2 separate regions of the Homo sapiens genome follow, and region 1 is linked to region 2. The links are chromatin loops, found by intact Hi-C in ENCODE. Cell type or tissue: Calu3. All regions are shown on one strand. Links, peaks and the distances in the headings refer to the core of each region. The heading gives the core; the rest is flanking DNA.

Evidence for each region. Hi-C counts contacts between places; a loop is a spot of excess contacts. Peaks named below come from ENCODE experiments on the same cell type or tissue, not always from the same donor. Only the 100,000 strongest peaks of a DNase experiment are listed, where the experiment ranks them.
Region 1: a loop joins it to region 2, with 2.1 times the contacts of the local background. A loop is called at or near these places in 1 of 110 quality-filtered maps.

What each region holds. Positions count from the first base shown.
Region 1 is chr1:169,317,078-169,332,969 of GRCh38, reverse strand. It overlaps NME7 (NME/NM23 family member 7), which reads left to right. Exons shown (of 12, transcript NM_013330.5): 2 at 8,470-8,577; 3 at 9,687-9,853. Among named protein-coding and RNA genes, the nearest start is that of NME7, 43 kb to the left of the region's middle. In Calu3, for the core only: no CTCF peak of the experiment used is centred there; no DNase peak of the experiment used is centred there.
Region 2 is chr1:169,139,349-169,155,240 of GRCh38, reverse strand. The region is part of intron 11 of NME7 (NME/NM23 family member 7); the gene reads left to right. Among named protein-coding and RNA genes, the nearest start is that of ATP1B1, 41 kb to the right of the region's middle. In Calu3, for the core only: no CTCF peak of the experiment used is centred there; a DNase peak (open chromatin) is centred at 6,560.

The DNA.
Region 1 (15,892 bases), core at 4,968-12,967, 180 kb before region 2:
TTTGGGTATATACCCTGCAGTGGGATTGCTGGATCATTTTTAGTTCTGTGAGAAACCTTCAAACTGTTCTCCATAGTGGTTGTTTTAATTTACATTCCTAACAACAGTGTACAAGGGTCCCCTGTTCTCCACATCCTCACCAGCATTTTTTATTGCCTGTCTTTTGGATAAGAGCCATTTTAACTGGGATAAGATGATATCTCATTGTAGTTTTGATGACATTTCTCTGATGATCAGTGATGTTGAACACCTTTTCATATGCTTATTTTCCATTTGTATGTCTTCTTTTAAGAAATATCTATTCAGATCTTTTGCCCATTTTGTAGCTGGATTATTAGATTTCTTCCTGTAGAGTTGTTTGAGTTCCTTAGGTGTTCTGGTTATTAATCCCTTGTCAGATTGGTAGTTTGCAAATATTTTCTCCCATTCTGTGGGTTGTCTCTTCACTTTGTTGATTGTTTTATTTGCTGTGCAGAAGGTTTTTAACTTGATATGATCCTGTTTGTCCGTTTTTGCTTTGATTGCCTATGTTTGTGGGGCATTGCTCAAGAAATTTTTGCCCAGACCAATGTCCTAGAGATTTTCTCCCATGTTTTCTTGTAGTAGTTTCATAGTTTGAGGTCTTAGATTTAAGACTTTAATCCATTTTTATTTTATTTTTGTATATGGCTGGAGATAGGGGGTCTAGTTTCATTCTTCTGCATATAGACATCTAGTTTTCCCAGCACCATTTATTAAAGAGGCTGTCTTTTCCCCAGTGTATCTTGTTTGCACTTTTGTTGAAAATGGGTTCGCTGTAGGTGTGTGGATTTTTTCTGGGTTCTCTATTCTGTTCCATTGGTCTATGTGTCTGTTTTTATGTCAGTACCATGATGTTTGGGTTACTATAGCTCTGTAGTATAATTTGAAGTCAGTTAATGTGATTTTTTCAGTTTTGTTCTTTTTGCTTAGGATGGTTTTGGCTATTCTGAGTTTTTTGTGGTTCCATATAAATTCTAGAATTGTTTTTTCTATTTCTATTCTTTGAAGAACGACATTGGTATTTTGATAGGGATTGCATTGAATCTGTAGATTGCTTTAGGTAGTGTGGACATTTTAACAATGTTAATTCTTCCAATTCCATGAACATGGAATAGCTTCCCATTTTTTTTTTGGTCTTTTTCAAATTATTTCATCAGTGTTTCATAGTTTTCATTGTAGAGATCTTCATTTCTTTTGTTAATTCTTAGGTATTTTATTTTATTTGTGGCTATTGTAAATGGGATAACTTTTTAAAATTTCTTTTTAAGATTGTTCACTGTTGGCATATAGAAATACCACTGATATTTGTATGATTTCGTATCCTGCAACTTTACTGAATTTATCAGTTCTAAGAGTCTTTCAGTGGAGTCTTTAGGTTTTTCCAAATATAAAATCATATCATCTGTAAACAAGGATAATTTGACTTCTTCCTTTTCAATTTGGATGCCCTTTATATCTTTCTCTTGTCTGATTGTTCTAGCTAGGACTTCCATTATTATGTTGAACAACAGTAGTGATAATGGGCACCCTCGTCATGTTTCAGATCTCAGAGGAAAGGCTTTTAGTTTTTCCCCATTCAGTATGATACTAGCTGTGGGTCTGTCATATTTGTCAAATATGCTTTTATTATGTTGAGGTATGTTACTTCTATATTCAGTTTTTTGAGAGTTTTCATCATGAAGGTATGTTGAGTTTTATCAAATGCTTTTACAACATCAATGGACATGATTGTATGGTTTTTATCTTTCATTCTTTTGATATCACATATCACATTGATTGATTTGCTTATGTTGAACCATCCTTGCATCCCAGGGATATATCCCACTCGGTCATAATGAATGATCTTTCTAATGTATTGCTGAATTCAGTTTGCTAGTATTTTGTTGACAAGTTTTGCATCAATATTTATCAGAGATATTGACCTGTAGTTTTATTTATTTATTTATTTTGATGTGTCATTGTCTGGTTTTGGTATCAGGGTAATACTGGCCTCGTAGAATGAGTTTGGAAGTAGTCCCTCCTCCTCTATTTTTTGGACTTTTCTTTACTGGGAGTCTTTATTATGGCTTTGATCTCATTACTTGTTATTGGTCTCTTTAGGTTTTGAATTTCTTCCTGGTTCAATCTTGGTAGATTGTATATATCTGGTTATTTTTCTGTTTCTTCTAGAGTTTTCAGTTTATTGGCATATAGTTGCTTGTAGTAGCCACTAAAGATTTTTTTAATTTCTCCAGTAACATTTGTAATGGATTTTATTTATTTATTTATTTAGAGACAGAGTCTTGCTCTGTCACCAGACTGGAGTGCAGTGGTGCGATCTCGGCTCCCTGCAATCTCCTCCTCCCGGGTTCAAGCAATTCTCCTGCCTCAGACTCTCAAATAGCTGGGACTACAGGCGCCTGCCACCATGCCTGGCTAATTTTTGTATTTTTAGTAGAGATGGGGGTTTCACTATGTTGGCCAGGCTGGTCTTGAACTCCTGACCTCGTGATCCTTTTGCCTCAACCTCCCAAAGTGCTGGGATTACAGGTGTGATCCACCACGCCCAGCCATTTTGACTTCTTAGTAGCCATTCTGACTGGTGTGAGATGGTACCACATTGTGGTTTTGATTTGCATTTCTCTATACGCCACAGTTACAGTGTTATAATATCCTGTGTTTTTCTGTGTACTTACTATTACCAGTGAGTTTTTTACCTTCAGGTGATTATTTGTTGCTCATTAATGTCTTTTTCTTTCTGATTGAAGTACTCCCTTTAACATTTCTCATAGAACAGGTCTGGTGTTGATGAAATTTCTCAGCTTCTGTTTGTCTGGGAAAGTCTTTATTTCTCCTTGATGTTTGAAGGATATTTTAACTAAATATACTATTATAGGGTAACAGTCTTTTTTTCCTTCACCACTTTAAATATGTAATGACACTCTCTCCTGGCCTGTAAAGTTCCCATTGAAAAGTCTGTTGCTAGATGTATTGGAGCTCCATTGTTTATTTGCTTCTTTACTCTTGCTGCTTTTAGAATTCTTTCTTTATCCTTGACCTTTGAGAGTTAGATTATTAAATGCCTTGAGGTGGTCTTCTTTGGATTAAATCTGTTTAATGTTTTCTATAATCGTCTTGTATTTGGATATTGATATCTTTCTCTAGGTTTGGGAAGGTCTCTGTTATTAGCCCTTTGAATAAACTTTCTACCCCTATCTCTTTCTCTACTTCTTCTTTAAGACCAATAACTTAGATTTGCCCTTTCCAGCCTATTTCCTAGATCCTATAGGTGTGCTTCATGTTTTTTATTCTTTTTTTGTCTCCTCTGTGTATTTTCAAATAACCTGTCTTCAATCTCACTAATTCTTCTGCTTGATCAATTCTGCCATTAAAGGACTCTGATGCCTTCTTCAGTACGCTTTTTGCATTTTTCAGCTCCAGAATTTCTGCTTGATTCTTTTTAATTATTTCAATCTCATTGTTAAATTTATTTGATGGAATTCTGAATTTCTTCTCTGTGTTATCTTGAATTTCTTGGGTTTCCTTAGCAGAGGTTTTTTTTTTTTTTTTTTTCAGGAAACACAAATTTTCATGAAATTTGAAAATTCAAACCACAGCATGACATTAAGAAAACACAAATATTACTTATCCAGAAGAAAAAGTGTTTTGAACTTTTTCATAAAATATTTAGGAACAAGGAAGTTGAAGCTTGGAGCGGTAGAGTGAGAAATAAGGAATATGTGGGAGAGAAAGTAAAGTGAAAAAAATTAGATCAGATTTTTTTTTTGTTGTTGTTAGCACTAAACTGGTTTGCTTCAGGCCCCTAGCCAGGGTTGATTTTGAAACCTATAGCAGAGCTATTTTGAATACTCTGTCTGAAAGGTCACATATCTCTGTTTCTTCAGGATTGGTCCCTTGTGCCTTATTTGGTTTATTTGGTAAGTTCATATTTTCCTGGATGATCTTGATACTTGTGGATGTTCATCTGTGTCTGGGCACTGAAAAGTTAGGTATTTACTGTAGTCTGCAATCTTGGCATGTTTGTACCCATCCTTCTTAGGAAGGCTTTACATGTATTTGAAAAGTCTTGGGTATTATGATCTAAGCTATATCTGCTTTAAGGGGCACCCTAAGTCCATTATAAAACTAATGATGAATGTGCAACAGATAGTGTTATAAAATTTAAAAAGAAAATTGTTACTAAAATTTTTATTGACAAAAACAGATCTATAACTGTTTGAACTCCCCAAAAGGTAAGAATTGTACTTTGGCTCTGATTTATTAATATGATATATCCTTTACAAAAAAATTTACCTAGTATTATATGTTCAATAGTTTTTATTTTCATTTATAAATATAATTTTAGTCATTTTTTTGTCCATCATAAATCCCTTTTTCCTTCATACTGATTTTTTTCTGCAAAGACCTTTAAAAAACTATTTACCTAGGGTTAGTTGCAGCTGAGGCTGCATCATCACAAATCCAGAGTTGCTCTTCTTGTATGTCAGAAAAAGATCAGTGAGGGAGATGAGTGTGTACAATGCAGTTCTAAAGTCACAGGTGGACCTATAAGCCACCATCATCGCTTTGGGAGACATAGGCAACAGAAATCCTAAGTGCTTCATGTAAACTAAGTCATTTAATCCCCAAAACTACCTTATGAAGAAAGTACTGTTTCCATTTTTCAAATGGGGAAAATGAGAGTTAGAGACATTAAGTCTTGCCCAGGTCTTTTGGACTCTCACAAATATTCCTCCATAATCCCCCCCTCCAAAAAACCCCTTTATAGTTTCCTGGATCTTCTCTTTAAGCAACACATTTCAGGGCCATGTCTCTTGCTGTAGGCTGCCAGCAAATGATAGCAGCAGTAGCACCAGCAGCAGCAGACTTATCAGATTGGTGTGCTCGTTGCACTCAGCATGCTAGTAGTACCAGGCCCAGTTGGTATTTGTTGATTGATGATCATAGTATCATCAGGAATGGAATAGCTTTCTGATCAGTATTATTGAAATGAGGCCAAGGTACAATTTTGCTTGGTAACATACGCTTAAACTTACTCTTGAACTGAGAGTTTGGATTTTTTAAAGTATATCTGTATGGAAAAGATTGTTAATTTCATATGATCCACTGTAAAGCTGGACCTTCCTTTAAACAGTAGCAGAGAGAGGTGGTGGTGTGATTTATTTCTCCAAAGACTTGTTTAATCTTCAAATATAATTTCACTTGCAATTCCAATATTGGTCAATATTTCCATAAAATCACCTATTTTTTGTTATAAAACTTATATGAATTTTACATTCCACTCAATAACATATATTTATATACACATATATGCATGTTGCAGTGTAAAAATTGTTTACGTTACTTACCATCGAGTAAGACTGGTGCTCTAGGAAAGTTCTCTCTGTATAGACAGAGACCTTAAGACTTTAAGATACTAAGGCTTCTGGGTATAATAATACCACATTGTCCAGTTCAAGTCACTTCAAGACTTCTGGTATAATAATACACATTTTCCTTTAAGACTTTAAGATTTCTGGAACAAAGTGTGATTATGTGTGAGGGATCAACTCTTTTATTATGTATAACTTATATTTAAAATGTTCAAAAGAGGAAAAATGATTTGGCTTCTTTAAGAAAGTCTCTTTTTGATGCAGTGTAATCTTTAAATGTTCCTCATAAAGTACTTTTGATAGAAGTTGGAATCTTCAGGGAAGAAGGAGCTAATGATTGTCTGTGTAATCATTAGGTTGTGGCATTCTCATCAGAGCATCTGTGACAGACAACTCAAGGTGTATCTATGTGCTACTAAAGTGTTAGTTTCTCTCTCTTGAGTTGGCCCTGGAAGGCTAGTGATATGGAAATATCTGAGTCATAGGAAATGTAGTTTCCAGTTTTGGCTCAGTTATTAACCAGCTCTGTGACCTTATGCTAGTCATTTATATTATCTGGAGTTCAGTTTCTTTATCCATAAAGTGAAGAGTTAAAACAAAATGATATATAGCTTTAATAGCATTTGAGGAAGGAAACCAAGTTCCTCCTTTTTTCTAGATTTGGCTCAACAAAGCTGAAAAGTAAATTTTCTTTAAATTTTAAGGGTGGCTTTGGTCTGGATGGTGTGTGTATGTGCATGTGTGTCAGGCAGGTAGTTGAAAGGCCAACCTCACTGTGATGTTTTATCCCAAGTCCAGATGTACCACTGTTATATCTCCAGGTACATCTTTTAACTCTAGGAAGTAAACACAGTTTTTACTGTAAAGGTAAACCAGAAAGTTAAGTTTAAATCAAGTTTGAATATAATTTGTACTTGGAGTAATAAACCTTTTCCCACAGAGGAAACAGCACTAGCTTGGGAGTTCGTTTCCAAAAGCTCTACTGAACAAGCACAGGTTTCAGCTCACTTTTGTACCTGTTTCTCTGTCCCTTGGTGGGCTCCCTCTACCAGCTTCTTAGGCTTCTCAGTCACTTGTCTGCTTGACTTGAGACTCAGCACATGTCTTACGAGTAAAGACAACGCAATGAATGTTGGTTTCACTTCAATGGGCTTCCTGTCTTTCTGGATCTTGGATCCTCAGATCCTGGCTGCCTTAAAAGCTCTCCAAATCTTTGATATCCTACTTTTCTAGTTGTTCTTAGAAGTAGCATTGGTTTGCTGTGAGCTACTTTGTCATAGCCAGAAGCAACAGTTCCTCAGTTTATTTTCTTTGTATTAAAACTCTTTTCTGGATAGAGTATAGTGCAAAATTCTGCTGCCCAATTCAGAATTAAAGAGTGTGGTTGGCAGGTTTGGTGGATAGGCTACATGGATAAATGGAAGTACCAGGTTTCGTGGATTTTTCATTTGCTTTAGTTAGATGTGTCATTTCTTCTATTTTATATTTATTTTAGTGAAGGCAACATTTCAATTATGTATTTAAATAAATATTTTATTATGGATAGTAAAAATTTTAATAATCTACTAATATTTAAATTTTTATTTGTAGGTGAGTACAATACTAGAATGCACAGTGAAACCTAAACTCAAAAAAGCTGTATTGTTATAATCAATATGAAAAATATATATGATGAAAGGCTTTTACAAATGTCATAGTATGTCTCTTATTTTACATTTATTTTCTCTTGAGTAATCAGCATGGTTTAAATATGTCTTTGGATGATTGTGGGAAAAATAAAAGTGTCTTAAAAATAAAAGTGTCATCTACGTTATAGTTTATGGATATATTATAAACATCATTAGACACACAACTTCTACCATTAGAATTTATAAGTCAATTATTAACTTAAAAAGAACCCCCAAATTTTCCCTAACCAGAGCATCAGATGGCAAATCCAGAATTAGCAATAAAACTCCTAGATTCCCTTCTTCCCTATGCTTTTATTTGCTTATTATAATGAAGATCTTTGGGGCGAGGGTATTTTTACTAACATATATGATGGGAAGTCCTGCTCAATAGTCAAGGGAAAAGGACCCATCTTTGACTTATTTTTTTCATTTTTTGCTCTCTGTGGTAGCCCTAAGAGTGTACTTCACAGACCTCCAACTACAGGCAACCTAAGTGACCAAGGGTCCCAGCTGCTGTTCTCTGAAATCCACTGCTGCTTTTGTGCTGAGCACTTGCTTCCCAAAGGCTGCTCCCAGCCACTGATTGAGAGGAGCAGGGATACTAAAGCTGGCCCCTCCCTGTCCTTGGGAGTCACCTGGCTCTAGCACTTCCTGATGGGCTTACAGAACCTTTCTTAGAGGGTGTAGCAATGTGGGATGATTCCACTTAACCTTCCTTGCATCTCTCCACCACTCTGTGTCAAACTTCTATTGTTTTTATCGGCTTTTCTAGTCTTCCTTGGCTCCCTCATCATTTTATATTACGGGAATTTTCCTTAATGAAATTCTTGTATGTTCAATCTTGTCTTCACATTCATTTTCAGAGGTCCTAGACTAACACATTCTCTATTTCTATAAAAAGATACTATCATATGAAATTACTAAGGAAAAAAAAATGTTTGCTATAATTTTAATGGTAATATTCTGATACTACTAGATTCTCAAATTTAGGGAAGTCAAAACTTCATATAATTGAGAGCTCTCCTCAGAAATTTATTCTTATATTAGTTTATTGATAGTCTGTATGTAAACTTGCTTTCAGAAGGACTGAATTGTTACAATAGTAAAATCAGGAGCTCATGTTCTCAGAAAACGTTAATTTACTCAGGATGATTAGATGGCTGTAAAGTAAAAAGCAATCCATAAGTCATCTTTGAGATATCTAAGGGTATTTAGTGAGAAATTGAAAGGAAATATTGCTGAGGGTGTGTTGATAACTGATACTTTGTTGAAAAGCAGAAACATTCAATATAATAGGTAGAAGTAATTTTGTTTCTTGCATATTGGTAATTTCATTTTGTGTGACTTACAGAAGAGTGCTTGTTCTTTATATGTTAGTGTTAAAATTCTTCTGTCTTTCTTTGCAGAATCATAGTGAAAGATTCGTTTTCATTGCAGAGTGGTATGATCCAAATGCTTCACTTCTTCGACGTTATGAGCTTTTATTTTACCCAGGGGATGGATCTGTTGAAATGGTAAATAAGCCTTTCTTTGCTTGAATGTTGGCAAAGGGGGTGAACATGGGAACCATTGCCTTTTATATAATTGCTTTTTAAAAACACATTTATATGTATGTGTGTGTGTATATATACATATGGAAATTCTTTTTAAACTTATTCATTATAATTCCAATATAAGAAGTTAACTTGTGCCTTTATTTTTAATGTCAAAAATAGGAATTTTTTGTTGTTGTTGTTAGAAGACTGAAGTGGGGGCTGGGCGCGGTGCCTCATGCCTGTAATCCCAGCACTTTGGGAGGCCGACCCAGGCAGATTACTTGAAGTCAGGAGTTCGAGACTAGCCTGGCCAACATGGTGAAAACCCATCTCTACTAAAGATACAAAAAATTAGCCGGGTGTGGTGGCACATGCCTGTAATCCCAGCTACTCGGGAGGCTGAGGCAGGAGAATAGCTTGAACTCAGGAGGTGGAGGTGGCAGTGAGCTGAGATCACGCCACTGCACTCCTGCCTGTCCTGCCTGGGCGACTGCATGAGACTCTTGTCTCAAAAAAAAAAAAAAAAAAAAAAAAAAGACTGAAATGGGATTATTCATGTTTTGGATAAGAAATAAACAAGTGATTATAGATAAGGATTATTATGGTCATAAATACGTCCTCATTATTGAAAGCTGTTATTGCTACAAAAAGTCAAATTGAAGAGGCTCAAGCTAAGAGACTTCTGTTTCTTTGTGTTCTTTCACTGGCAACACAATTTTAACAAGTAGATCTTTTTGGTATTGGGATTTTGTGTACACAAGAAAGCAGAAATTTGGGTGTATGACTCTTTCTTTAGCATTTTGTAAGGACTACTTTGCTGAAATGATTTGGTAATAAACAAATCTTTCTATTCAGGTTTTTAAGAGTATTAAATTTGTAATAAGAAGCTTTTATGTTATTACCAGATTGGATTAGGAAATATGGAAGTTATTAAAAATTATGATTTATATTTGTAACAAAAAAGAAACAGAATATAACCTATCTTTGATAAGACAGAATTAAGAATTATTTCTACCTTATGATGAGATTAACTTTCCTTATTCATAACTTTTTTTGTTTGTTTGTTATATTGTTGTGTCTGGTTCTAGCATGATGTAAAGAATCATCGCACCTTTTTAAAGCGGACCAAATATGATAACCTGCACTTGGAAGATTTATTTATAGGCAACAAAGTGAATGTCTTTTCTCGACAACTGGTATTAATTGACTATGGGGATCAATATACAGCTCGCCAGCTGGGCAGTAGGAAAGAAAAGTAAGAAAACAATTATATAATCTTTTTACATGCTCTAACTTTGGGTTCAAAGTCAATCTGAATCAAGACTGGGAGTATGTAACCATATGAGGATGGATAGGACCTGGAAAATGGTTGTCTTCATTCTTTTTCTTTTTTTCAATTTAAAAAAAAATTGATAATACCATAGTTGTGCATGTCTCATCTGACTTAATTCATGTTTATGTCTCCTGTGGCACTTAGCACATCTCCATCCACATTGCAAGCACCTTGTCTGTATTAGCTGAACGAATTAATGAATCACAATTTAAAATCTATGATCTATTCTTTCCTTTTTCCACTTTCTCCCTGTTTTCAAATGATGATCTTTGATCTAGTTGACCAGGAGGTTTTTGCCTAGATTGTTTGTAACTAATGCTGCCTATTGTCAAGTTTTGTTAACAGATATATATATATATATTTATATCTAATAGATGTTGACCAACGGATCAATTGAAAAATGACAATGTGAGTGTTGTAAAAAGGAAAAAAAAAAGAAACCATATAAAGAAATTATGATACAGGGAGACTGATGTATCTTATTCATAACTGTATCCCTAAAAACTGTTGTAGTGATACCTCAAACAGTAAATTATTCACAGAGTGTGACCCACAAAAGTTTGTTAAATATATGAATGAATAAATTTATGTCATCGAAATGTCTGGAGGTACGGTATGTCTAAAGGAAGAGTTTCCCACTGGCTGGCATCCCCGCCTCCCTATCTTCCTCCCACTGCATGTGGCTCTTTCTGTGAGAGAAACTGTGACATGGTGCCTCCACATGTGTCCCTGTTCTTCTCTCTATTGTTTGTCAAAGCTGCATTCATCATTCTTTTTCTCAGTTTTGATTTAGAAGAGATACAGTCATCTGTAAAAGGGGCTAAGAAAAAAAATGGAAGAGAAAGAACAACTTGTAGATACAGCTGAAAATTAGACTTATAGAAAACAAGAAAACAAGGATTTTTGATGTTTTCCTTCTGAATACTGATTTTCAGTATTAGCAAGATGACATTTTAATTTTCAGTCTCTACATTTATGAATTTCAACTTTCTGAGACTAGAATTAATTATATTTGAAGTGAAATTTTAATTCCTTTGTCATCTTTCTTGGCTTTAATTTCTGTAGCTTATACTTTGTATGGTTTGGGGAGTTTTTTTTTCCTGTAGAGTGATTGGTGCTGTAATTAAAATAGGGATTATTTGTAGAAGTTAAGGCTATATGTATAAAAGGCTCCAAAAATGATTTAATTCAATAGGGAAAACAAATCAATCAAACTATTTTTTGAGATCTACTACTCAAATGACTAGCTGATTGCCTAACGTCTGAGTCACTCTTATAGTAATATGATATCTCTTTCTGTGACTTCCATAGTCTTTCTGTATAAGCACTTTATAGCTCTTGAGGTGATTGGATTCTTAGTGTGGGTGTTAGTACACAAATGGTGATGGATCAGAGGGGTGGTGCATGCCTCATTAAAAAGGAAGACCAAAGACTCTCTTTGAAATAGGACAGAAATTTCAGGTATTAGATAAATAAATAGGAATCTTTTAATGTTATGAGATCTTATGTAAAAGTCTTTGGGATTAAAGAAATGCCAACCATAATTCCTTTATTTAAAACTCATAAATATGTGTAGCATTCATTTATGGAGCACATACTATGTGCCAGACACTATGATATGCACTTTACATACACCTCAGTTCAAGACTACTTTATTTTATTTAATTATTGTTATTTTTGAGGTGGGGTCTGGCTCTGTCACCCAGGCTGAAGTGAAGTGGCATGATCATAGCCCACTGCACCCTTGACTTCCCATGCTCAAGTGATCCTCCCATCTAAGCCTCCCAGGTAGCTGGAACTACAGCCATGCACCACTATTCCTGGCTAATTTTTTGGTATTTTGCTAGAGATGGAGTTTGGCCTTCTTGCCCAGGCTGGAAGACTGCTTTAAATTTTTATTTAAACTAGCAAAATAAGTGAGTTAGGGAGTCAGGGTTAACAGTCTGACCTAAGAAAAATAAAATAACAACCATAAAAATTATAATTTATGTATTTTAACTATGATTTGACTGAAGTGAATGTTGTTAAATCTATTTTATAGAATGGGTAAGTAACTTGTCCACAGTAACACAGCTAGAAAGTAAAGGGAAACCAGAAAACCGTGTTTTGTTTTTCCCTAAAATTCATTCTCTTTCTACTAAACCTCTAATTAATATGCTGGCAAATACTGTTGAATGGGACTGATTTTAAAACAGGATGAACAGAAGAATTCTATTTTAATGTAAAAACAAATTTGAAGTATTTGGGCTTTATATAGTTAATGAAAATGAAAATATATGTAGTATATATTTTACTGACTCAAATTGATTCACCATTTTCTCTTCTTATTCTTTCTTAATTGCATATGGGTTAGTAAATCCAACAACCATTTGGGTGATTTAAATAAACTTCTTCCAAACCGAAGAGTTTCAAAAATTTATTGTTTTATTTAAATGGCAAAAAGTAAGCATATGGAAATATGTGTGTATGTCTATCAGCGTTCCACAGAAACACCTTCTATGTAACAACCGATTTAGTCTAGTTCTCAGTTTTGTATAGTGTTGAGAAAAATTTTTGAACCAATTACATTTTCAACTCTTTTCTTTCTATAGTAAAGCCTGTAGTGAGGAGGATGAGTGAAATTGATCCCCATGGAGCCTATCAGCTAATTGGGGAGCAGTTATCCAGATAATTTAATATAATTCAGCTTAACTCATGAACTAGCTTCAGCTTTCCAATTCCCTTTGACTGTAGAAATCTGACATTTGATTCACATTTTTATCCTCTCTTTATAAAGATCCTCTAATCAAATGGATAAAGGTTACAAGTTGTCAATGAGTCAGTCTTTGATTTTAATTTTAGCTAGTAATTAATTGGTGCTTTATGATTGTTGTTTAGATTTGGAGACACGATACAATTTGTGTCTTTCTAAAAATTTATTACCTCAAACCAGAAATAATTAAAGTTTTCATATGATGAGTCAATATGTATATGTATGCATGTGTATGAATGATAGAGGAATTTTATATGAATAGACAGCTATTCCCCATGTGATAAGTGAGGTATTAAATGTTTACTTTGATAGCTTATATCTTTAGTAAGAAGTTTATAAAAATCAATGAAAAATAATGCTAGTATCCTATTTAAAAATCCATTAATTTTAAGTACTGAGCCACATATTTACATTGAGCAATCCTCATTCCTTTTGAGTCTCAGCCAGAAAGCAAGCCATCTAATCAAATTAAAGGGAGAAAGGCATCAGTAGGTTGGGTGAACAACATTATAGTAGATGTTAAATACATGAAATTCTTGTGCCCATCTATTAACTTTCAGTGAAAGGAAGACCCCCCTGTTTTTCAGAAGAAAAATTATGAAGTCAACTGTGTGTATAATCTTTGATCCCAAGGTCTAAGCCCAAGTTATTTGAGGCTCCATCACAGCAGGAACTCAGTCACAGTATGCATTTTCCTGTCCTCTTGGAGATGTACTGAAATGGTATATGGATAAAAAAACAAGCCGTATTTTAGATGAGACCTGTGCTTGGAAGGGGCTTAAGAATACTTCTCCCTGGAGGTAGGGAGATTGACCTAAATAACCTTTTGAACTAAATCACCTTTTGAATTTTTAAATACAGCCCAAAAATTCCAAGCATTTGCTTAATTGATAATTTTTTAAAAGGTACTGAAATAATACTTTATATGTTTTCTAGACTTATGTAGTTTAACAATTCTTATGGATGAACATACATTTTCTAATATTAGAATTTGACTCATATGAACTATACGTTTTTTCTATGTGAAGATTTGGCAGTATCATCAGATATATGTTTGAAGAAATTTCATTGGAAGGAAATGTCATAAAATCTTGGCTATATCAAGTTTGAAACAACTTCAGTGTTCAGGTATTATATAGTTTAGCAGGATTACAGTATTGGGATATCATAATGTATGAATGACTTAAAAGACATTTTAATTTTAATTAAAATTAAATTTAAAAATTAAATTAAAATTAAAATTAAAATTAAAATTAAATTAAATTTAATTTTAATAAATACAAAAAATGTACCTCTTCTGTTCTTCCATCCCAACTGGAATAAATTAAGTTTAGAATACTTTAAAAATTATTATTCTGTCTTCCCCTGGTTGTTATGGCACTTCACCACCGCTACCCCCACCGCTGCTTCCATCTCTATCTCTCTGGCTATTTTTTCTCAGAGTCATTCCTTCTCAGAGGCAAAAAAGACTCCTGGTATTCCCCAGGGTTCTGTTCATGGCCCTTTTTTTCTCATTCTATATACTCTCCCAGGGGATTCTATGTACTCCATGACTTCAACAATGTGTTGCTTTCCAAATTTATGTCATCACCCCAGCTGTAAAACCATATGTTTAAGCTTTTTCCTGAACGTTTCCATGTAGATTTTTCACAGGAACTTAAAAATCCAAAATTGAATTAATTGACAAATTCAAAATTAAATTAATTCTCTTTCATTGAAAAACCTACTTCTGTATGCACTAACACAATATTCACCTAATTACATACTTACAAAATTGGTGGCTGTCCTTGAGTTCCATATGTATTTTATCCCTAAATCCACATGGGGACCTAATCTTACCAATTTACTTGTCTCCTTCATAGATCTCTCTTATTTCTCTTCTCTTTTTTATCTTTTACATTCCTCCTTAAAACAGCTTCTTGTCATCTCTTGAGCTCAGTTAGTCTCCATTCTTCCCTCCAAATTACTAACTGATGAAGAACTAACACAGGAGATAGATGTAGATCAAAATATTAAGTATTAATTTTACTTAGGCTGTCTTGTGAAAGCGTGTTTGAGAATGGTTGAGGCTTTCTTTCTATTCCTATTTCCTCTATCCCTTACACTGATCTGGAACTTGAGGCCTGCCTGAGGAAAAGTTGGATCTACAGAACAAACTAAGGGCATACTTGCCCAGGGTTCTCATCCTGCCTCCCAGCCCATGGAGCACAGGAGAGAGAGCACTAGAGAGAAACAGGCTTCCACTGCAGGTGCCGGACTCTGATTCCAATGTGCTTAACATGTGAAAGCAGGAGAACAATACGCTATCCCTTACTTGTACACTATCCCCTACTTGAGGGTCTGCAGGTCTGAGAAAAAAGAGGTCGGGCCACAAATAACCAGAAACCCTTAAATATGGCCGGACATGGAGAAGCAAATGGAAGAAGTAGAGAGAGAGAGCACTTTCTTATGGGAACAGGGATAGAAGTTACTTTACTCATGAGGAGCAAGAGTACACATTCCTAGTTGTTTTCTGGGTTTTATACCTTTAAGCCAATTGGCTGCCATGCTCTAGTAGACTATGGCTACTTCTCGGGGAACAGACCAGATGAATATTAGTTTAGTCTTGCTCTCACCTTTGGGAAACCTTTCCCTCAATACCAATTACTGTTGCTTTGTATATTGTCCTAGGACCAGTGGTGAGCAGTTGAGTTTTGGCTGCAGAAGGGCACCCTAATGCCTTAGAGGAATACCTTAGTTCAGTAACAGAGGCCTTGCTAAAAACTCACCCCCAATCTTTTTCTCATCTTTACTTATCTATAGTATCGTTGTCTAAGATGGCATGCTATTGATTATACGATAGACCCAACAACAGTGTAACTGCCTCCCAAATAATACAATGAAGAATGCCTTCTCATTATTAAATTCCCAGGGAGAAATTGATATTTTTTTCTGTAAAATAAGAATTCTGCCTTTCCATTCTACAATTCTCAGTCATATGGTCCTTGGTCAGTTAACAGATTAGAGTTGAATTTCCTTTTCAGCTCCAGCTTGAGCCATCTTTCCTTAGAAAGGGTTTGATTGATAGCGTATTTGGGTTAATTAATATCTTTTTGCCATCTCTTTTATACTTGCCCTGTTATGCTTTAGATATGTCTCTTGTAAATAACATATAGGTTTTTTTTCAATTTAATCTGGAATGGTTATATTTTCATTGGTAAAGTTAATAC
Region 2 (15,892 bases), core at 2,670-10,669:
TACACATGCTTATGGAGTCTTTGATTGATAATTTTATTCAAACTTGATATGGAAAACATATATCACATTTCATAGGTCAAAGAGGAATGTAAACTAGTTGAGTCCTGCGAGTGGTGATTTTATCTATGTTAAAGAAAATTGGGACAGGTGCTGTGGTAATCCCAGCACTTTGGGAGGCTGAGGCAGAAGGATTGCTTGAGCCAAGGAGTTCAAGACCAGCCTGGACAACACAGCAAGACCCTGTCTCTATCTTAAAAAAAAATTTTTTTAAATTATACAAATTTTAAAAACATATTTTAAAAATAAAGAAAAAATCCTTTATAATTATTTGGAGAAATAGAGTATTCTTTAACACTTATACATGGGCACAAATATTTTTAAAAATATTTATTTAACTAGGACTAATGGACAAAGGTAGAAAATTCTGATTTTTTTTTTTTTTTTAGACAGAGTCTTGCTCTGTCGCCCAGACTGGAGTGCACTGGCTTGATCTCAGCTCACTGCAACCTCCACTTCCCGGGTTCAAGCGACTCTTCTGCCTCAGCCTCCTGAGTAGCTGGGACTGCAGGTGCACGCCACCATGCCCATCTAATTTTCATGTTTTTAGTAGAGACGGTGTTTTACCATATTGGCCAGGCTGGTCTCGAACTCCTGATCTGCTCACCTTGGCCTCCCAAAGTGCTGGGATTACAGGTGTGAGCCACCGTGCTTGGCCTCTGATTTTCAAATTCAAAATAAAAAGCCAGAGATTTTTTTATAATATTGAGTTCTTCAATGTAACATGAGGAATTAAAAATTAATTTTATCTCCTTAATCCATGGCTTAATTTTAAGTTAACTACCACATGTTATTTTATTTAAATTTCATTCATTCATTGATATGAATCCGCAGTCATTTCACCAGGTATTGTTTTGAAGATACACATTTCTGCCCAGCACAGTGGCTCACACCTGTAATCCCAACACTTTCGGAGGCTGAGGTGAGAGAATCACTTGAGCCCAGGAGTTTGAGACCAGCCTGGGCAACATGGCAAGACCCAGTCTCTAAAGAAATACAAAAATTAGCCAGGTGTAGTGGCATGTACCTGTGGTCTCAGCTACTCCAAAGGCTGAGGCAGGAAGATTGCTTGAGCCTGGGAGGTCAAAGTTGCCATGAGCTGTGATCATGCCACTGTACTCCAGCTGGATGACAGAGTGAGATTCTGTTTCAAAAAATAAAATGTGATTATCCCTATTTGACTGGGCACAATAGCTCACACCTGTAATTCCAACACTTTGAAAGACCAAGGCAAGAAGATCACTTGAGCCCAGGAGTTCAAGACCAGTCGGGGCAACAGAGGGAGATGTCTCTACAAAAAATAAAAAAAAAAAAAAAATTAGCCGAGCATGGTGGCAGGTGTTTAAAGTCTCAGCTAGTCAGGAGGCTGAGGTGGTAGGATCTCTTGAGGCTGGGAGGTTCGAGATTGCAGTGAGCCATGATCACATCACTGTACTCCAGCTTGGGTGACAGAACGAAACTTTGTCTCAAAGAAAAAGAAAAGTAGAGGGTTTAGATGGAAAAGATAAAAAAAAATGTAAAATTAAATTGTAATATAAAATTAAACACCAGCATAAGAGAATGTTACCAGATAGTGTATGATGAAGTGTTAGAAACAGTAAGTATGAGAGTTCAATGGAGAGCAGTATGAGTGTGGCTGAAGGGGGTCAGGAAAATTTCATGAAATAAATTTCATGAATTTAATGAAATGGTATTTGAAGAATAAGGCAGATTTTTATACACACAGAAAAAGAACATGGCAGGCTGGTTTTAGGAGACATTGAGTTCCTCTGGTTGAAGTGGAGGGTTCCTTTGGTAGAGTATGGGAGATAAATTTGGAAATGTAAATTAGAGCTAGATTGTGGAGACTTTGGAAAGCTTTCTGATGGCAATAATGAACATTATGGTAACAGTGATAAAAATAATAACTTTAATTTACTAAGCAATATATACCAGGTACTATGCCAAATTGTTTACCTGCATTACCTAAAAACTCTGTTGAATAGTTTCTATTATCTCCATTTTATATGCTAAGAGAGTGAGGCTCCCATAGGTGAAATGACTTGGCCAGGATCACCCCACCAATGAGTGGCAGAGAGCTGAAATTTGAACCCAAGTTTGTCTAAGTCCAAAACCAGTGTTTCTATACAGCAAACTAGGTCAACGATGACAAAAGTGTTTCAATTCAAGTGCCAGTTTTTGATTTATTGATAAAACTACAACCAAATAGAAAAAAAAAATCACCATGATGGATTACTGATGTTTGCTGTAAATGCTGGATGGGAGTTTCTTGGTATGTATGACACACAGTGGCTACTTAGGCTCTAGAAAACTGGAAGCCATCAAAGGTTTTTGAACAGGGAAGTGACTCGATAAAGGTTCCAAAACTTTAACCAAGCAGCAGAGTTTAAGGTGAGTAGATAATAGGAGTAATGGACGCGTATACTCTGATCATCCAGTAACAAGTCTTAAGGACCTGGTAGTCTAAAATAGGACCATTCAGAAATTTTCTTCTCCTTCAAGTGATCTATTTCTACTATCAAGGTGTAATTCTTTGAAGAGTATCTGTCTCCTCCCCTGTCCTCTATGATCCATGAGAACAGTGACCTTGTGTGTTTTGTTCATTCCTCAATTCTCCAGTGGGTAGGCATTCAATATAGTTTTCTTAAATCCAGTAATAATAAAAGCAATGATGATCATAGAAAGCACTCACTTTGTGCCCAGACTGGGTTAAGTACTTTCAGTACAGCAAATGCATATGGAATCAGACTACCTGGGTTTGAATTCTAGCTCTGCCACTTACTAGCTGTCCAAGCAAGCAGGTTAAACTCTTGTGCCTGAATTGCCTCATCTTTATGGTGGGAATAATAATAGTACTTACCTCAGAGAGCAGCAGCAAGAAATAGATTAGGTGATATAGGTAAAACAATAAGAATAGGAAGTATTCAATTAAATATTGGTTATTATTATTATCTTTTTAAATTATTATCTTTACCATTCTATACTTAACTTGTCCATTAGAAAATAAATATAGTAGAGTCAAAGGAAAGGCTATATATAACTTCTATGGCAGGCCTGTTTCGTGTCAGGCCTGTTAGGCTCTTTTATAAATGATATCCCAGCTAAGTTAAAACTCTAATTTCACTGTCAGAACTTACTTAATTATCTTTTTACCAAATATAAAACCCACACAAATCTGGATTTTCTTTTCATTTCAACTGATTATGGGCTTTAACAAATCTGGTTTCAAATAATGTATTTTTAAAGATAAATTGGAAATTTATCATGGGAGGGCTCCCATGAGGATGCAAGGCAGGCTGAGGAGGCAGGCTTCAGATCAGGTCATGTAGGGGCAATGAACCCGAGGGAGGAGGCAGATGGACAGAGGACATAGACAGAGGGAGGGGGTCTGCAGAGGGAAAGAGATACTGACCGAGGTCTGGAATGACCATCTCTACCAAGAGGCCCTCTGCCTCCCACAGGGTGTCCAGACACTGGTGCACACATTCTTACCCAAGGGCCTGGGCTGGCACAGCCCTCAAGAAGGTGGCACCCACTCTGGCAGTCAGTGGGTCTGGCCTGGTGGAAGGATCATCACAGGCTTCAGGGGGCTGGACAGCCTGGGGGGGACTAGCGGAGGTCATCTCTTCCAGCCTCCTGCCCTCAACCAAGTCCAGCTCTGAGCCCTGGGTCACCGAGGGCCACCCTGGATTCATTGGAATCCCTCCACCTCCAGTAGGTCAAGTTCTGTAGAGGTCTGAGGATGGTGGTCAGCTGGGGAGTCAGGAGCGGGTGAAGAGGGTCACAGTTCTACCAAAGCCTTGTCCAGTCATCCTCCATCCCCTCGAGGCCTCTTCCCTGATCTCCCACTCCATCCTGCCACTTCACTCATTTCATCAGCTGCCCCTGAAGCACCCGGGACTCAGGACTGGTTTTATCTTCCAAGGCCTTGGTGAAGGGCTGGCCCAGGATCTACAGCCACACCTCATACAGCACCAGCTCTGCCTTCCCGCCTAGAGCAATGAGGGTGGAGATGGCATCAGCCTGGGCCCCCTCTCCTGGAAGCCCTGGGGTGGGACTCATACCCAAGCTCTAATGCTCCAATCCAGCAGTCAACCAATGTTAGTCTAAGGGCCCATCCCTTGCTGCCTGTTTTTGTGCGGCCCATGAGCTAAGAATGGCTTTCACATGTTTAAATGGTTGAAAAACATCAAAAGTAGAATAATATTTTGTGACACATGAAAAGTATGTGATATGCAAATTTCAATGTCCATAAATAAAGTTTTATAGGAACATAGCGGGGAAAAGGCTTTTATTCTTTTAGTGTAGCCTTTTATGTTTGAAGAGCAAATTATATTGCCTTGCAAGAAATTCAAAGGTCAGTACCCAGGTGCTAGCCTCTGTACCTATCTGAACTTGCTCCTCTTTTTTTTTTTTTTTTCCTTTTCCAGCCTCTCTTCTCATCATATAAACCCTCTTGTCTGTCACCTGGCAGTACAATTAAACTCATGGATGATTCCCTTTTGTAGCTGAAGTTTGAGAGGCAAAAGTTAGCTGGTTAATAGAAAGGAAGTGAGAATACATGTTTTTTCTAGACAACCAAAATATCCCTTTGCCTACTGTTTATTAAAAACAAATAAAATCAAAAGCTTGTTCCATCACCACTAAGCAATGCTTGTCTCTATTTTGTAGGCCTTTACTATGATGATCTTCAGTAATGTTAATATATTAAGTGAGTTTGGCCAATTCTTGATCTTTTATCATAATGGAGAAATTAAGGGGTTAGCAAGGGCCCTTGAAATCCAGAGAGATACTAGCAACTATTTGTCCATTAAATGCAATGTATTTACAATATACCTTACCTTTTTTATAACAAGTATACAGATAGACTAGCTTGCCCTTAGACTCTTAAATATATTTTTCTCAGCTGTCTTATAGAGCACAAAAATATTTGTTATGGGCTTAATATGCACACACACACATACAGACATACAGAGTAAATTAGAGACAATATATATACATATTGTAAACTAGAGACAGAGTCTCATTCTGTCACCCAGGCTAGAGTACAGTGGTGCAATCATAGCTCAATGCAGCCTTGAATTCCTGTGCTCAGGCAGTCCTCCACTGTCAGCCTCCAAGTAGCTGGGACTACAGGCATGCACCACCATGCCCAGCTAATAAAATAAGTATTTTATAATTGAATGGAAGTGATTAAGAATCATGAAGGGACCCAAAGTCATAAACTAGAAAGATGTTAAAAGACTGGCTCATATCAGAACTGTATAATCCGAATTCAATAAGTCAGTATCACAGTAATCTCCCCTTATCCACAGTTTTGCTTTCCATTGGTCCCAGTTACTCTCAATCAACTGTAGTTCAAAAATATTTAATGGAATATTCCAGAAGTAAGCAATTCGTAAGTTTTAAATTACACACCATTCTGAGTAGCATGATGCAATCTCATGCTGTTCTGCTTTGACCCTTCATCATCACAAGAAGGATGAATACAGTACTTAAGATGTTTTAAGTGAAAGACCACATTCACAACATAACTGTAATTACAGCATATTGTTATAACTGTTCTATTGTATTGTTACTGTTTTTGATCCCTTAACTGTGCATAATTTATAAATTCAACTTTATCATAGGTATGTTTGTATAAGAAAAAACATAGTATATGTAGGGTTTGGTACTATATGTGGTTTCAGGTATCCGCTGGGGGTTTGGGATGTATCCCCTAGGGATAAGGGGGAAATACTGTAATAACCAAATATAATCCTCTAGCAGTAGAGAGAAATGTGTAACTAAAATATTAACTTCTCTTAGTTAAATATTATTTATTTTATTTTTTTATTATTTTTGAGATGGAGTCTTACTCTGTCACCCAGGCTGGAGTGCAGTGGCAGGATCTTGGCTCACTGCAACCTCCGCCTCCCAGGTTCAAGCAAATCTCCTGCCTTGGCCTCCCGAGTAGCTGGGACTACAGGTATGCACCACCACACCCGGCTATTGTTTGTGTTTTTGGTAGAGACAGGATTTCACCATGTTAGCCAGGCTGGTCTCAAACTCCTGACCTCAGGTCATCCACCCACCTCGGCCTCCCAAAGTAGGATTACAGGCGTCAGCCACTGCGCCCTGCAAGTTAAATATTACTTAAAACTAACAAATAGATATGCTCACTAGTGCTCTTATTTCTAGTAATCTTGAAGTTGAAAGAACTTCCAGAAGAGCATTGGTATAGAATATATTGTGTGTATGGGCATCTTGTGAAAGAGAAAACTGAGAAAAGATGCCAAGGACAATACATGTATGGGTACATGGCTTTGATCCACATATCAAGTAAGGGAGACAAAGTGCCCTTTTTAACCTGTGACTTTTGTGTCTACTCACCTAAGACAGCTGGTATTGTGTTCACATTACCAACCACCAACACTGTCCAGTCCCTTCATTTTCCTGGCTCTGGAAGACTGAGGAGAAAGATGAAACCAATTCACTCATTGTGCTTTGCTCTCTGCAGTTTGACCCTGAACTCTTGACTTTGGTCTGCTCCCTGCCTCATTTTTCAGTCAGTGACTAAGCAGTTTTTGAGTTAATAAGTAACTCTTAGGTGACTGATTAAAAATTCTAGGAGGTGACTTAGAAAGGAGTCTAAAACATGGTTGCCCTAATAGAATTCATCCTGTTTTTCATTCATAAAATATTACAGCTACTCCCACTTTGGCTTTAGGGTGAAAATTGTTAAACCTACTACTGTTCTTTGTCCTTTAGACAGTTATGGGCTTTCCTGTTTTAAGAGGAAACAGAAGACTAGTCTAACAGGAAAATATTAGGCTCAATGTTTTCAAGAGCACATGTATTGAGAAGGTTTTGCAGGTTATGGAAAGCTTTTAAAGAAATGAGTCCGGGTGCAGTGGTTCACACCTGTAATCCTAGCACTTGGGGAGGCCAAGGCAGGTCAATCACTTGAGGTCAGGAGTTTGAGACCAGTCTGGCCAACGTGGCAAAATCTTGGCTCTACAAAAAATACAAAAATTAGCCAGGTGTGGTAATGTGCACCTGTAGTCCCAGTTACTCAGGAGGCTGAGGTAGGAGAATCGCTTAAACCCAGGAGGTGGAGGTTGCAGTGAGCAGAGATCAAAGCACTGCACTCCAGCCTGGGCAACAGAGCGAGACTCTGTCTCAAAAAAAAAATAAAATAAAAGAAACTTGAAAGAAATTTTCTTTCAAGAAATTGAAATTATTTCTTTCAAGAAATAATATTGTATGAGCAATTTTCTGTGAGATAATTGTGAAAGAAGTTATAACAATCGCTATATCCTTCTCACCTTTAATCTGAATGTTAATTTAGCCACAAAGATAGCAATAAGACAACATCTTGAAAGTATCTTATCCACAGCAAAGTCACACTTTCTTAAGCATAGATGAAATCCAAACTACTATAGTCGTTACTTTTAAATCTCATATTGGGCAAATGCTTACTTGATATAGTTACGAATTTGATACAGTCATGCTCTTGATGAAGTTTAAAAGATAGCTCTGCTATTAAATTTATTTGCATTAACTCTTTCTTATTGCTTATTGATTTTTTATTTTTATGTATATGGTAGGAATATTAACTAGCTTGTAGGGAGTCCTGGCCATATGCCAAGCATTGGTCTAAGTGTTTTATATGCATTAATTGACGACTTCATTTACAGATGAGTAACTGAAACATAGAAGAGTTAAGCAACTTCCCCAGGGCCACACAGCTAGAACATAACAGAGCACAGACTTGAACCCAGGCAATCTGGGTCCAGAATTTATACTCTCTAACCTCACTGCCTTTCTGTGTGATCTTAAATGTAACAAGTATTATTTCTTTAGAGTTCATGATAGGATGGGGAGTGAGACTAGAAAAACTAAGCATGAGGGAAGATATAATAGGAAATAGAGTCAGAATATTTGGCCTCCCTCAAAAGTAATTAGAATGATTAGATATTTACTTAGGTTTTATCCTTATTAACTGATATTTTTATTCACAAACTTGTCCAACTCAGTTTTAGATTAAAAATATAAAGTTATTTATTCCTTAAAAAATTCTTAACTATCAAGCTGCTGTATTGTCAGCAGCAAGAGGCCTTTGAGTTCTTGAGGGGGATGAGAGAAGGTCACGTGCCCCTGGAATTCCAAAGGATTATTCTGATCTCACTGTGATTTCACTGTGCTTACCCATGAGAGGGGCATAGTCAGTATTTGTTGAATGACCAAGTACATAATTCTCATCTCCCATTCTAATAATAATGTGTCATATGAGGAACAAAATCACAAGTACTTTCTCCTCTTTGTCCCCATTGTCCTTATACATACTTCTGTTAACATACTTGGTGTATTGTTAAATAATTATTTGTTTCTGTGTAGTTCACCCCTTAGTGTGAACTCCTTGAGGGCAGGGGCCATGTCTTACCTTTGTATCCCAAGAACCTAGCCTCTGTTTATCAGTAACTTAGTTGATTATTGACAAATGGCTGTGGAAGGAAGGGAAGGAGTAAGGCAGACCTAGAGCTGATATCCTTGTGTATTTATTTTACATTTATTAAAAGGTCATTGGGTTTAATCATTTGAGGCTTTTGAAATATATTCAAAGATGATATTTCTTGGATTTGATATGACTCCTCTGATTTAACCCCTGGGAAGAGGTCACTGGGATTTAAAGAATATGTATGTTATAGTCTGTCCCTTAGGTACACCACCTGATTTTATTGCTAAATTATGTCATACTCCAAAGGGCTTTGGCTGTACTTTTGGTGAGTTTATCTGTAATTATTGATAAATACATTCATTTTTGCTTAATTTATACAGAATGCCTGTGTGAATCACCCCAAATCACTGTAGCATTTAAATTTCCATCTCATGGTATAGCTATGGACTAGGAAGTCTGCCTTGGAAATTAGGGCTTATTCTTTGAAAAACCACAGATGTATTTATTATTTGAGACAAATGTGTAGTATGGGATCTTTTCTCCCTCCGATAATATTAAATGCTGTGTTCTCACTTGTAAGTGGGAGCCAAACAATGGTTACACATGGACATACATAGGGAAATAATAGACACTGGGGACTCTAAAAGCGGGGAGAGTGAGAAGAGGATGAAGATTGAAAAATTGCCTATTGAGTACAATCTTCACTATTATGGTTACAGGTATGCTAGAAGCCCAAACCTCACCATCACACAATATATCTATGTAACAGACCTACACATGTACCCTCTGAATCAATAAAAATAATATGAAATGCTGTATCTCTCCACTTTTTACTTTCTTCTTCAGGCCCACTATACTCTCATATTATACCACATTTAGCTCACATCTCTTGTGGTATGCACTGTGCACTCACAATTGTGCTGGATGCTGTTTTTGTTTCTAGGGGTTATAACAATTCGATTTTCCTCCATAATTCTATTTCTTGTTTTTAAATTCGGGTCAACATACATTGTGAATTCCATCTTTGTTGTAAGCACACCCTTATTTACTGCTTTTACTGACCTTGTCATCTTACAGAATAGTCTACTCTATCAGTGAGTGATATCTCCCATTCTGTCATTACCACTATGGTCTGAGCAAGAGTAGGGGCTGGAAAGAGGCTACAATGAGGCTATCTATGGATTTTCAGTGGGTAATTTTAAAAACTGTGCCTCCATGGAAGCTTCTGATAATGCTTCTGTCCTCACCTCCACCCCGCCTCCCACTGTGCTTCTATAACTGGCCTTATGACAACAAATGAATCTGGCATAAGAGAGAAGAGCACCAGAGTAAGTGAAACAGAATTGAGTGAATTAGCCGTCTCGTTGGATTCTACCCAATCACACTGTGAAAGTCCATTATGCATTATGCTTATATTCCATTGTGTAATGAATGGTAATTCTTCTAATGATAAATACTGGTCCCCTTTGGTACCAACCTTAGAGTTAGAAATAGCTTAATCTGTTGAGTAAATGAATAAAAACCGCAAGTTGAAAACAGCAAAAATAATTTCTTTGCTTGGAATATCAGTGTACATATCTTTCCGTGCAAAGTTCTCCACTTTTCTCATTACCCATTAACTTGTTTGTTACTCTACAATCTCCATCTGAGAGCTAAAATCTGCTGCTTACTATTCACAAGGCAGAGAGAATTATAAAACGTTATACAATAGTAGCACACAGCATAGCTTTGAATCTTTCCATAAAGTCATCATAATGGTACGTTTTCTGAGTATTGCCTTCAGTTTGTTTTAATAAAGAATTCATTGTTCTAGTGTTTACATGATGATTTTCTGTAACAGAAACTGATACTGACATTGATACCTTAGGCTAATGCAATTTTTAGTCATTTTACTGGGGTAAAAATAACTTTGTTGTATAATAAACAAATTGCTGAAGCAATCCTCCTGCTTCAGCTTCCAGTAATTGGGATGGCAGGTGCACGCCACAGTGCCTGGCTTCTTCTCACATTGATAATTTTGGTCCTTCTCAGGTTAACATACATTTATTGAAGGCCTGTTTGTGCCATTCACTGTTCTAGGCACTACGGCTAAATAAGACACACTCCTCATTCTCAAAGAATTTAACATTCTCCAGGAAAAATTGTTATCGAAATTGACATCAGAAAGTAAATGCTAGGAGATTGATCCTTCCTGGGTTTCATGAAAGCCCCTATCAGGAAGTAAATGCTAGGAGGTTGATCCTTATTGGGTTTCAGCACAAGAATCAGATGAGCCTCCTGTTAGATATGAAATCTGCTCCAAGTATTGGAGGATATGTTAAAAAAAACAAAACATAGAATAGTATTCCAGGCTGAAGAAATAGTGTGTATGTTGTATAATATATTCTCTTGTAATGGCCTTTGTGGATAATTACACATTGCAAGTATTCAATTTTATTTGCTAGTATTCCAGTTTGTCTTCTCATTTGAGGGATATTATGTATCCATTCTCTTAGCTCTTTACCTTGGTTTTTTATTTTTGTCTTTGTTTCCTGAGATGGAGTCTCACTATGTTGCCCAGGCTACAGTGTAGTAGCTACTCACAGGAGCAATCCCTAATTCCATGTAGGGAAACTACATGGAATTTGATATAGCATAGCTTAAAAAGACATTAGAGAATTGCAGATGAGCATGGAAAGGTAGCTAAGGCTCAAGTCATATAATTATTTTATGCCAAATTTAGGAGTTTGAAATTTATTCATAGGGTTAGTCCATGGACTGACTGGCTGAAATTGTTTGCAAAATGTTGTGGATGTATTCATTCTGGGGGGGAAATGGTCCGTAGCTTATTAGATCTCAAAGTTGTCCACAATAAAAAAAAATTGTTGAGAATATTTGCAGTGAAAAGTTTAAGTAAATGCCCATACTGTTCACTAATTAGAGTGAAGTAAGGCATAACCATATCCATGTTTCATATTACAAGAAATGTGATGTACAGAGCTGTCAGTGCAATGAATGGAAGTTGCCAGGAAGACTTCTGTAGCCAAAACTAAACCGTAAATTCATTCATTGAACATTTCACTGAACTTTTCCTATACACCAGAAATTGGTAAGCACTGAGGAGACAGTAATGAACAAGAGCTCCTATTCAGACACACATTCCATTCAGGGCTCATAGTCTAATGAGGAAGGCAGACATTAATCAGATAATCACAAAAGGAAATGGACAAGTATAAATTCTGATTATTGCTGTGTAGTGAAAGACAGGATGAGTTGTAATCGGGGAACCTGGTGTAGATGGGGGATTAAGAAAGGTTTCCTTTAGCAAATGGCATTTGAACTGAGGCCTGAAATGAGTGTCAGCTGAGGAAAAAGGTAGTTGACTCCAGGCCGAGAAAATAGCACTTGCTAAAGCCCTTATGCGGGGAATTGGTTGGTGTGTTTTAGAAAAGGAAAGAAGAAATATAAAATGCAAAAAAAAAAAAAAAAAAGCCTGAGGTGACACTGGAGAAATAGAGATTGGGCCATGCAGGGCTTTGTGGGCTATTTTAAGAATATGGATCTTTATCCTCAAAACATCAGGAGGCAACCCTTGAGGGGAATGGGCGTTGACATAATCAGGTTTATAGTTTTTAAGAGGTCTCTCCAGTTACCATGTGGAAAATGGACTGAAGGGGGTCAGGTTGGGATAGATTTGTTAAATAATAGTATAACAACTGAAAATACATTGATACCATGTACTTTAATTTATGGGTTGTTATAAATTCATAAAATGTGTCTAGGCATTAGTTTCTCCATGTGGAAAATGATGAGGCTGAACTTGTAATTCTCAAAGCTTGGACTCCCCTACAAATGAGCTGAATAATTGATCCTCTGAGACCTGGAGGCAGCAGCTCCAATCCTTAACCACTTCCTGTGCCGGCTCCAGGATGCCATGCGAGAATGAGCATTTTCTAGGTGCACCATGAGGTGACAAAGATTGAGAGGCCCTCCTCTAAACCCCTTTCCTGCACTAACATTCCATGATTCTAGGTTTTGAGGAAATCAAATTCTAATCCGACACCTTGGTTTTACCATTGAGGAATGTGTTGCCCAAAGAAGGAAAATGGCTCACCTAAAATTGCATGGCTTAGTGTATAGAACATTACTCTCCTAACTAGTAATCCTGGGTTTTTCTAGTTTGCCATACTGTCTCTGTATCCTTTGTAAGCAGTATAATGAATTATTATAATTATCAAATTGCAGGTGCTTCTTTTTCTTTCCTCTATTTATGAACAGAAGTACAGTTTATTCTTTTTTGATTACCAGTTAAGAATTTATTGCTGTAAGTCATCAAGCATCGTTTTACTAAAACTTGAAGACTAGAAATGGAGAAATTAATTCCTAGGAAAACAACACATCTTATCTTATTCTGGCTTAGCTGAAAATATTGCAAGACTAGCATTTCTATTTCAAAATCAGCCCAAAGGCTGTGAGCATACAGAAGTGATGAATAGAAAGATGTTAGCTGAGCTCTTAATGACTTTTACTTGATTTGAACTTGAGTTCAAAGGTAAATCAAAAGTTTAAAGTTGAACTTGAATCTTACTATGCCATATAGGCTTTCCTTAGCCTTCTGGAAAATCTAAAGTATAAGGGAGGTCCAGGAGTATAGTGATTCTGGGCACAGACTCTGGAGTCAGGTGGTCTGAGTTCAAATCCCCAGCTTCTCCTCCTACCAACTTCATGACTTAGGAAAAATTACCTTTCTCAGACTCATTTTATCTACTTGAAGAGTAGAAATAATGACATTTCACAGTAAAAATTAAATGAAGCAATATATGAAGTAATTTTCTCTTAAATCTTAAATTACCTCAGCATATGCTTTCACAATTTCTTTCCAATTTTAAGTGACAAAGTCCATCCCAGCTATTCACTTCATTATCTCATGAATTCTGATTATGTATTCTCTCAGCTTTTATCCAATCTAAGAGCTTTTTCACTTTTCTCATCTGTCCTTATAAAAAAAAAGGCATTCCATCTTCTAAAAAATTTTTATTTCTATTTTCTAACTCTATTATTTTTGTCTTGGAGCTTTTCTAACTGAAATGTGTATGAAGTATAGCAATAGGAACTTCCCAAGAAATAAAATATTCTGTGGTTTGTTTTTCTTGTAAAGAGTACTGTAATTCCTTGGGTTTAATTGACAACATCCTTTATGAGGACACTCAGCATATCAGCATTGATGGCCTCGTAGACAGCAGTCTTGGCCCAAGTATTCAGGGAATGACGAGGACATACTCCAAGATCCTTTTCCCGAATCACTGTTTATTGTTTATAAAACTCATCTTGTAAGCCTGCTTTATTTCCTTATCAATACCCAAGGTAATCCTGTTGAAGTTTACTCTGCTTTTCTGCCCATATTCCCCACTTCATCTTTTGAGGCCTACCTGTCTCCTTGGCACATTATCCATGTTAAGTGCCTCCAAGGTACTGTGGATACTAGTAAATGCCAAATTAAGTGAGGGGTTTTATTCTTTCCCCAGATCACATATAATGATATCAGATGGGCTTGGTTTGGGCTCTGATTTCGGAGGCACCTACTTTGACTAACTATCTAGGACAGTAGTTTTCTTTTTTTTTCTTCATCCAGAAACTTTATTGTAAATCATTTGTCAACAAGATCTGCATTTCTAATTTCAGTTTGTCATTCCTCTGAGGCACAGAGAAAGGAAAAGATGAGATTAGGGTTAATGTTTATTGAGCACTATGTATAAAGGATCTTATTTAGTCCTTATAAACAATACTAGGGCAGTGGCTTTCAACCCCAGTGGACATCAGAAGTGTCTGTGAAGCTCTTTGAAAATGTGGACGTCTAGGACCTACCCAAGACCTAATGAATCAGACTCTCCAGGGTGGGGGTGTAAGCATCTACTTTTTGGTTCTTTAAAGATCCATAGGGTGATTGTGATGTACAACCAAGTTGAAAATCACCAATCTTGAGAACTGGTCTTTATATCTACAATTTCTTTTATTTGAAATCTTTTTTTTTTTTTTTTAAGGATAGACTGTTCCCTGTCAAAATCTTTTCTTCTCTGGGAGCCACAAAATGAATTTCTAAGAGGAAGTGTCAAGGTCACCTGAGTTTTTCCCCTCTGCTTGCTTGGCATTCATAACTGAGAAAACCCATCCCTGAAGCTTTACTGTAGCTGATTTGTAGCAGAGCCCATCCTGGGCTACTAGTTTCAGAGTGGGAACATGGGGCCATATGTCCTTTTTAAAAAAGTATTATTTGTATAATGTGCTACAACTTTATAAATTCACCCAGAAACTTACATGCCCACTAAATCCAATGAGGTAGGTTTTATTATCTTCAATTTTTAGATTAGGAGACAGGCTCAGAGAGTCTAAATGATTTGCCTAAGAGCACTAGGAAATAGTGGCTAGAATAAAACTCAATTCTTCCAACTCCAAATCTAGTACTCTTTCTGTTCTTTCTACTGATTAATATTTTTATCATTCCATTTTGAAATAATTTCAGACTTATAGAAAAGTTTAAAAAAATACTTTCCACAAGCCCTTTACCTATATTTGCCAAATGTTAATATTTTACCATGTTAATCATCCTTTCTTCTGTCTTTCTGTACATATGAATTTAATTATTTATAATATTTAACAGTATGTTATAGATGTAATTCCCCTTTATCTCTCAATACTTCAGTGTATATTTCCTAAAAACACTGATATTATCTACAGTCACCACAGAAAGTGATTGCGAATCAAGAAGTTAACATTAATACGATACTATTATCAAGGTACAGACCTTCATTTTTTACCCACAAATGTCTTCTGTGGCAAAAGAAGAAAAATAGTTTCTGGTTCAGGATCCAGTCAGGGATCACATATTGCATTTGGTTCTCACGTCTGTTTACTATCTTAGTTTTCAAAGTTTTCTTAGTCTGCCTCTGCTGTTCATGACTTGAATAATTATGTATGCTATCATCTGATAAGCTGGAATTGACAGTTCTGGCTGTCAGCACTTGATGGAGTTATTCAGAGATACTTGGGTTCAGTGACATACAGCAGGATGGGCCATAACATTAGGAGAATATTTGGAAACCAATAATAGTGATATTTATTATGCAATATTTATGCTGGACACTATTTTAAATGTCTTCCATATAATTCCTCATTTAAACTTCACAACAAACCTACATAGTAGGTATTGTTACATTATAGATGTGGAATCTGAGGAACAAAGAAGTTAAGTAACTTGCTCAAGGTTACCTGGCCAGGAGATGGCAGGGCTAGGAGTCAAATTCCAACAGCCAGGCTACATCCCTAGTGTGAGCTCTGAACCAGCACAGGCTGAACCAGAGACATTTAACAAAGTGATATGTCTTTAGGCAAATTATTAGCTCAAAAAACTTGAGTCTC